Linked DNA regions of Homo sapiens: region 2 is linked to region 1. A link is a contact called in ENCODE Hi-C or POLR2A ChIA-PET data. All regions are on one chromosome and are shown on one strand. Each heading gives the region's core, a stretch centred on a gene start or an enhancer-like site at or near the end of the contact. The rest is flanking DNA. Distances are from core to core; before and after follow the strand shown. Region 1 holds the start of LINC02858 (long intergenic non-protein coding RNA 2858). Region 2 overlaps LOC105371114 (a long non-coding RNA gene).

Region 1 (3,346 bases), core at 210-2,709:
CAGGGGGATAGGCTATATGGAAGATTCTTTTCCTAACTGGTCAAGCTTACCTTCCTTATTTGTGATGTCAAGGTCATCCCTGGGTGATCCTTTCATCCATGTATGATGCAGTTTTTCAGCAACAACACTTAGTGAGTGCTAATCCTGGACATTGGGGATCGAGAAATGAACAAGGACTATCCCTGCCCGCCTGGAGCTCACAAGCTGGTAGAAGAGACAAGGAGGGAAGGGCAAGGGTGGGCTAGCCAATTAAGACCATGGAGCATGACTCCGTCCACCCCTTCTGGTTCCTGTCTTGGTCTTTGAGACCTATGCTCTCCAAAGTTGTGGGCTGCAAAGGATAGGGAGTCAGGAAACCCAGTTCTAATCCAGTGCTTCCTCCTAGAAGCTGTGTACTCTTGAACAAGTGTCTTTACATCTCTGGGCTTCATTTTTCTCATCTGTAACATAGAGAGGTAACACAGGATGATTTCCAGCAGCACAAGACCATTTATTGTCCCCCAGTACCTGTTCTCCACTGTCTCCATAATAATGGAGTCTCACTGGGCACAGATTTGCCGGCTTGAGGCTGTATTTCCCAGTCTCTCCTGCAGTGAGGTGCGGCCATGGGAATAAGTCCTCACTGATGGAATATGAGCAGAAATGATGTCAGCAAGCATCTGCATCACTTGCTTAAAAGGAACTTTCTTGCCTTGCTACTTTTCTTTTTCTCTTTCCCATAGGTGAGTGATGGATAGGGTGGGGCCACATCTATTACATGAAACAAATTGGAAGAAAATTTCACCCCTGAAGGACTGTGTGGCTCAGAGTTACCTCGTCAGCCTGGACTGCTCACTTCTGAACTCTTACAAAAGCAAGAAACAGCCTAGGTGGGAGGATCGCTTGAAGCCAGGGGTTCAAGACCAGCCTGGACAACATAGCAAGACCCCATCCCAAATAAATTAATAAAATTAGCTGGGTGTGGTGGCATGTGCCTCTAGTCCCAGCTACTTGGGAGGCTAAGGGGGAGGAATTGCTTGAGCCCAGGAGTTCAAGGCTGCAGTGAACCAGGATTGTACCACTGCAATCCAGCCTGGGTGACAGAGCAAGTCCCTGTCTCTTAAGAAAACAAAACAAGACAAAAATAAAAGCAAGAAATAAACTTTAAAAACCCCACAGCCATTCTATTTTGAGATCTCTTTGTTATAGCAGCTTAGCTTATACACTAATATAGAGTATTTGTTTCTTTTTTCTCTACTCCAAATCTTGTCTTCCTTCCTGCTGCCTGTACCCTTTCTCAACTTATTCCAAGGCAAAAAGAACACTCATTTTGCGGTTCTGCCCAGCTAGTTTAAGCAAAAGTTACTTACCCAGCCCAGGAAGCTCCTCTAATGAAGGCTACCAATGAGACATCAGACAAGAGTGCTGGTCCCATCTCATTGGCCAAGATACCAGCACATCAGCCCCAGCTGGTGAGAGTGGCTGCCTTCTTCACAATCACTCCTCTACAGTCAGTAGTGTGATGGTCTCATAGTAGTTGCTATGGGCAGCAGCACATTTTTTTTCTTCCAATGATGCTGTCTGCTTCATAATTTCTAGAATCCTCCTGGAATTCAGACATTTGTCAATAAGAATAATAATAGCAAACATTAATCAAATGCTATCTCTATGACAAGAACATTACATGCATTTTGTTCCATCCTTTTTAGTTATTATTGTTTGAGACAGGGTCTAGCTCTGTTGTCCAGGCTGGAGTACAGTGGTGCGGTCGTGGCTAACTGCAGCCTTGACTTCCTGGGTTGAGTGATCCTCCCACCTCAGCCTCCTGAGTAGCTGGGACTACAGGCTCACACCACTACACCCAACTAATTTTTTTATTTTTATTTTTTGTAGAGATAGGGTCTTGTTTTGTTGCCCAGGCTGGCCTCAAACTCTTGGCCTCTAGGGATCCTCCCACCTTGGTCTACCAAAACACTGGGATTACCAGTGTGAGCCACCACACTGGGCCTCATTCCATCTTTACAACATCATTATGTGGTAGGCACTGTTTTTATTACCATTTTACAGATGAAGAAGCTGAGGCCCAGACAACACAACTTATCCAAGATCACATAGCTAGAAAGCGGCAGAATGGAGTGGTCTGTCTTTCTATATTTGCAAGAGTTTTGCTATTGTGAAAATGAGTCATTGCCTTATTTACTAAATCCCTACAATGTTCCCAGCCCCATAGGAAACCCAAAAGAATGATCAGAACCCAAAGAACTACCAGGTACAATCACTCTTTCTAGGGTGGGAGGAACCCAGGTCCTCCCATGGTATAGGGTAGCAGCTAAGTCGTGGGCTTTGGTGTAAGGCAGATCTGAATTCAAATCCCTGCTCAGCCACTGAACGGTTGGGTGATGCTGGAAAAGTTCTTAGCCTCTCAAACTGTTTCCTCCACTGTGGAAAGGGGAGTTAATAATGTCTGCCAGTTTGTTAGGAGGAGTCCATGGAGGAAAGGGCTTTGCCATAGTGGGCATTAAGGAAGGGCACTTAAAGTAGCAAGAAGAGACACATGTTCACATTGCCTGCCATGTTTGTATTTGTTTCCATGTAGATTTTTTCTATTGCAAGTGACAGAAACCCAAAACAAGCCAGCAGTAAGTGAAGTTTATTGGTTCTTGTAATTAGGAATCTCAGCGGTGGGCCCAGGGACTCAAACAACAACGTCAAGAATCTCTGTCTTTTGGCTGAGCTCCTCTCTGTGCTTTGGCCTCAATGAAGAAGGAGTCCTTAGGCCATACCAAGCTGCCATCAGTCAGCTCAGCTAGGTATTCTAGAGGGAAGACAGCTTGGTATTAGAGGGAAGAAATATTACTCTCTCCTGGTAAAATCTCAGAGAACCATTTGATTGGACCAGGGGAGTCATGTGCCTCCCCTTGAAACAACCACAGTGGCCAGAAGAATGGGGCTTAGCTGAGATAACACAAATGAGGTGCCCAGCACACAGTGGGCTCTTGGTAAGGATTGGTTCCTGGTACTGTCCCTCCCTCACAGCACCCAACCTCAAGTCTGTTATTTTTATGTAAACATGTTTCTTCCCTACTGGATTGTGAGCCCCTCAAGGAAGGAGGCTGAATATAATCTCGTGTTTTTAGAGCTGTAACAGCCTGGCAGCCACAAGAGTAGGATCAGAGGCCGGGCACGGTGGCTCAGGCCTATAATCCCAGCACTTTGGGATGCTGAAGAGAGAAGATTGCTTAAGGCCAGGAGTTCAAGACCGGTCTGGGCAACACAGTGAAGCCCCATCTCAGTAAGAAAAAAAAAAAAAAAAAAAAAAGAGAGAGCAAGAAGGATCATCAAACAGGTTGCAAGCACATCTTTCTTT
Region 2 (3,556 bases), core at 1-2,500, 55 kb before region 1:
GGGTGGTTCTGAGCATTGAATGAGGTAAGACCTGGAACATAACAATAACTGATTTTTAAAAATAATTTAAAAAATCTAAGTGTTACCAAAATACCAGGGGTTCAGTCTTGGTCCTGCTGCTCACCACACAGAAAGCCAATGACTGGGACAATGACTACTGCCAAGGAAGAAGGCTTTAATCAGGTGCTGCAGCCAAGGAGATGGGAGCTCAGGCTCAAATCCATCTCCCTGACTGACTAAATCTAGGGGTTTACATAACAGGGAAGAAATGTAACAATGTATAAGAAAACAGGAAGGGGCAAGGAAGCAATCATGATAAATGAGGGGTCCCATACCTCATTGTTCTGATGTGGTGATCTTGTGAGTTTCAGTTCTTTGATAGTTTTTTTTTTAAATTTATTTTTTATTTTTTGAGAGGTCTGAAGATGTTTTCTGAGGAAGGAACTCAGACAAAACAAATGTAAGTTTCAAGCTTTAAGACCAGAAGCGGCCAGACATGGTGGCTCATGCCTGTAATCCCAGCACTTTGGGAGGCTGAGGTGGGCAGGTCACTTGAAGTCAGGAGTTCGAGACCAGCCTGGCCAACATGGTGAAACCCCGTCTCTACCTAAAATACAAAAATTAGCTGGGCGTGGTGGCGCACACCTATAATCCCAGCTACTTGGGAGGCTGAGACAGGAGAATGGCTTGAACCCGGGAGGTAGAGGTTGCAGTGAGCCGAGATTGTGCCCCCACACTCCAGCCTGGGCAACATAATGAGACTTCATCAAAAACAAAAACAAAACGAAATAAAAACAACAACAACGAAACAACCAGAAGAGTCGATTTCCATGTTTAAAGAAAAAAAAGAAGTCTGTGTGTGGATCTATTGGGTCGGTTTCATAAGCATGTTACACTGTGTTCATGCAAGCATTTTTTGAGTGGCCCTTGATTCTGTCCAAATTTCTTCAGCTAACCTGATAGTGAAAACACTGGAAGTACGACATCATCTACTTTAAAGTTGGTAAAAACTAAAGCTCCTGGTCACAAAAGGGATTTCACTCAGTGCCTTTGGGAAGAGAAGGACGGAAAATTGCATAGCAACTAGAAGACAGGCTCCCCAGAGGGAGAACAGAGCTGTGGCCAACCCCTGGAGCACTCATAACTGAGATCATTTTATTGTGCCCTCTCCTGAGAGGATGGTGTTTGCACACAGCAGAGACATACAAAGGTGGCCCCTTAGCCTCCACGGGCAGGGACTGTGCTCTGCTTCCCGGCTGCAATACCTTTGTACCTGCGCCCCCTTGTGGGAAGTCCCACAGTCTTTCCAGAAGTGGGGTGCAGAAAAGGGTGTTAACCTAGACCAAAGAAACGGTGCTAACCAAAACTAAGAAAAGGGAGCCAACCTAGGGCAAAGTAAAGGTGCTAACCTGGACCACGGAAGGGAGCTAACCTGGACTAAGCACCTCAGGCTAGGAGTCAACTTTGCACCTGACATCATGCATGACCTCACTTAACATATCCATGAGGTGGCTTTGCAAATATGGAAACTGAGAGATACAGACAGACAAACAAAGAAAAACTTGCCTAAACTCATCTCATTAGGAAGCATCAGAACCAACATTCAAATCCAGATCGGTCTCCAATTCAGAGCTCACACCCTTTCTCCAATATTGCATTGTAGATGTGAAATGAAGTCAACCAGCCTATTTGTAGATCCAGCTGTATCACAATTCCATTATTCCATCCTATGTAATATCCCAAAATATGAAAACATCCCCCTACCCTCTAGAAAAAAAATATTTCACAATGGTCATGCCAGCAGGAGTGAGGTGGAGCTTGGGGCTATTATCTAAATGCCTTGTTATAACATGCATAATTTTCAAGATAAACTGTTCAACCAATTCTTAAATCACTGACCCATATAAACACAATAATCCCATGTATTTAATACCAGTACAGCATGTCTTTTAAGACAAAGTGGTCAGAAGACTATAAACTTAAAAGTGGTTACCTCTGGGAAGAGAAGCACGAGAGAGGTATGAAGAGGGATGCTACTTTTTATTCTGCTTGTTTCTGTGTTATTGAGAACAAGCATATGTTATACATATGTCTTTTTTCTTTTCTTTGAGATGGATTTTTGGTCTGTTGCCGAGGCTGGAGTGCAGTGGCACGATCTCAGCTCACTGTAACCTCCACCTGCTGTGTTCAAGCGATTCTCCTGCTTCAGCCCCTCGAATAGCTGAGATTGCAGGCACGTGCCACCATGCCTGGGTAATTTTTGTATTTTTAGTAGAGATGGGGTTTTGCCCTGTTGCCCAGTTGGGTCTCAAACTCCTGACCTCAAGTGATCCCAAAGTGTTGGGATTACAAGCATGAGCCACAGTGCCTGGCCATGTTATACATATTTCTGTCAAGTTTTTCAACAAGCATTATTTTCATAAGTTCAAAACCATTTAAAATTGTTTTAAAAGACAACATTCAACTCAAAAATCCATAGGTGATTTTGAGATTGAAGATGGGCAAAAAAGGAAAAAAAAAAGATAATTGCTGATTTTAATCTGTAACCAGATAAAAACAAACAAACAAACGAAGACAGAAAGATTATTACCTTAAAAATGACAGTATCTGTAGTGAAACTGCTATGCTACGGGCCAATAATAACAAAAACTAACATTTATAAACATTTACTGTATATAAGCTTTGGTCTAGGATTCTTTCCATATACTAACGCATTTAATCCCCATGGCAACCCTTTGAGTTAGATACTTGTGGTAGACAGCCTTCAAAATGGCTCTCAATGATCCTCCCCTCCTGGTATTCACCTTCTTGTGTATGCCCTGTGAATAGGGCCAATATGTGCCACCAATAAGATATTGTAGAAATAATGGTATGTCAGCCTGAGCAATATAGTAAGACCCCACCTCTACAAAATATTAAAAATTAACTGGCATGGTGGCAATGGCACACATCTGTCGTCCCAGCTACTCAGGAGGCTAAGGCAGGAGGATCTCTTGAGCCCTCAGGAGGTTGAGGCTACAGTGAGCTGTGATTGTACCACTGCACTCCAGCCTGGGCTACAGAGTGAGACCTTGTCTCAAAAAAAGGAAAACAGAGAAATGATGGCATGTGACTTCCAAGACTAGGTTATAAAAGACACTGCTGCTGCTTCCTTCCTCTTTCTCTCTCTTGAGTTACCCATTCTGGGAGAAGCCAGCTGTCATTTTGTAAGGACCCACAGTTAGCCCTGTGGAGATGCCTGTGTGTAGGGGAACAGAGGAACAGCCATGTGTCTGGCCACCTTGGAAGCAGGTCCTCCAGCCCCAGTCAAGCCTTCAGATGACTGCAGCTCCTGCAACATCTTAACTGCAAACTCATGAGAGACCCTGAGTTTCTGAGCCAGAAACTCCAAGCTAAGCTGCTCCTGAATTCCTGACCTATAGAAGCTGTGAGAGACAATAAATTCTTATTTGTTGTTTTAGATTGCTATATTTTGGGTAAATTTGTTATGCAGCAGTAAATATTACTCAGTTGGGCATGGTGGCTTATGCCTATAATCCCAGCACTTTGGGAGGCC

The links. A loop is a pair of places that touch in the nucleus more often than their neighbours do. ChIA-PET counts read pairs that join two places held with the same protein, here RNA polymerase II (POLR2A).
Region 2: a map of endothelial cell of hepatic sinusoid shows a loop between it and region 1 (6-fold over the local background). The contact joins the enhancer-like site here to the promoter of LINC02858 in region 1. A Hi-C loop is called at or near these places in 3 of 168 maps with a recorded cell type or tissue (GM23248, endothelial cell of hepatic sinusoid and heart right ventricle). POLR2A ChIA-PET finds 5 or more read pairs at or near these places in 2 of 52 experiments (WTC11 and activated T-cell).

Annotation. Positions count from the first base shown.
Region 1 is chr16:19,332,288-19,335,633 of GRCh38, reverse strand. It overlaps LINC02858 (long intergenic non-protein coding RNA 2858), which reads right to left and starts at 1,459. Exons shown (of 3, transcript XR_950883.3): 1 at 1,350-1,459; 2 at 51-440.
Region 2 is chr16:19,387,090-19,390,645 of GRCh38, reverse strand. The region is part of intron 1 of LOC105371114 (a long non-coding RNA gene); the gene reads left to right. Among named protein-coding and RNA genes, the nearest start is that of TMC5, 29 kb to the left of the region's middle. RefSeq lists an enhancer at 1,133-1,192. Within about 2 kb of position 1,250, at least 3 of the 41 ENCODE cell types and tissues checked have a DNase peak (open chromatin) inside an H3K27ac peak, as active enhancers do.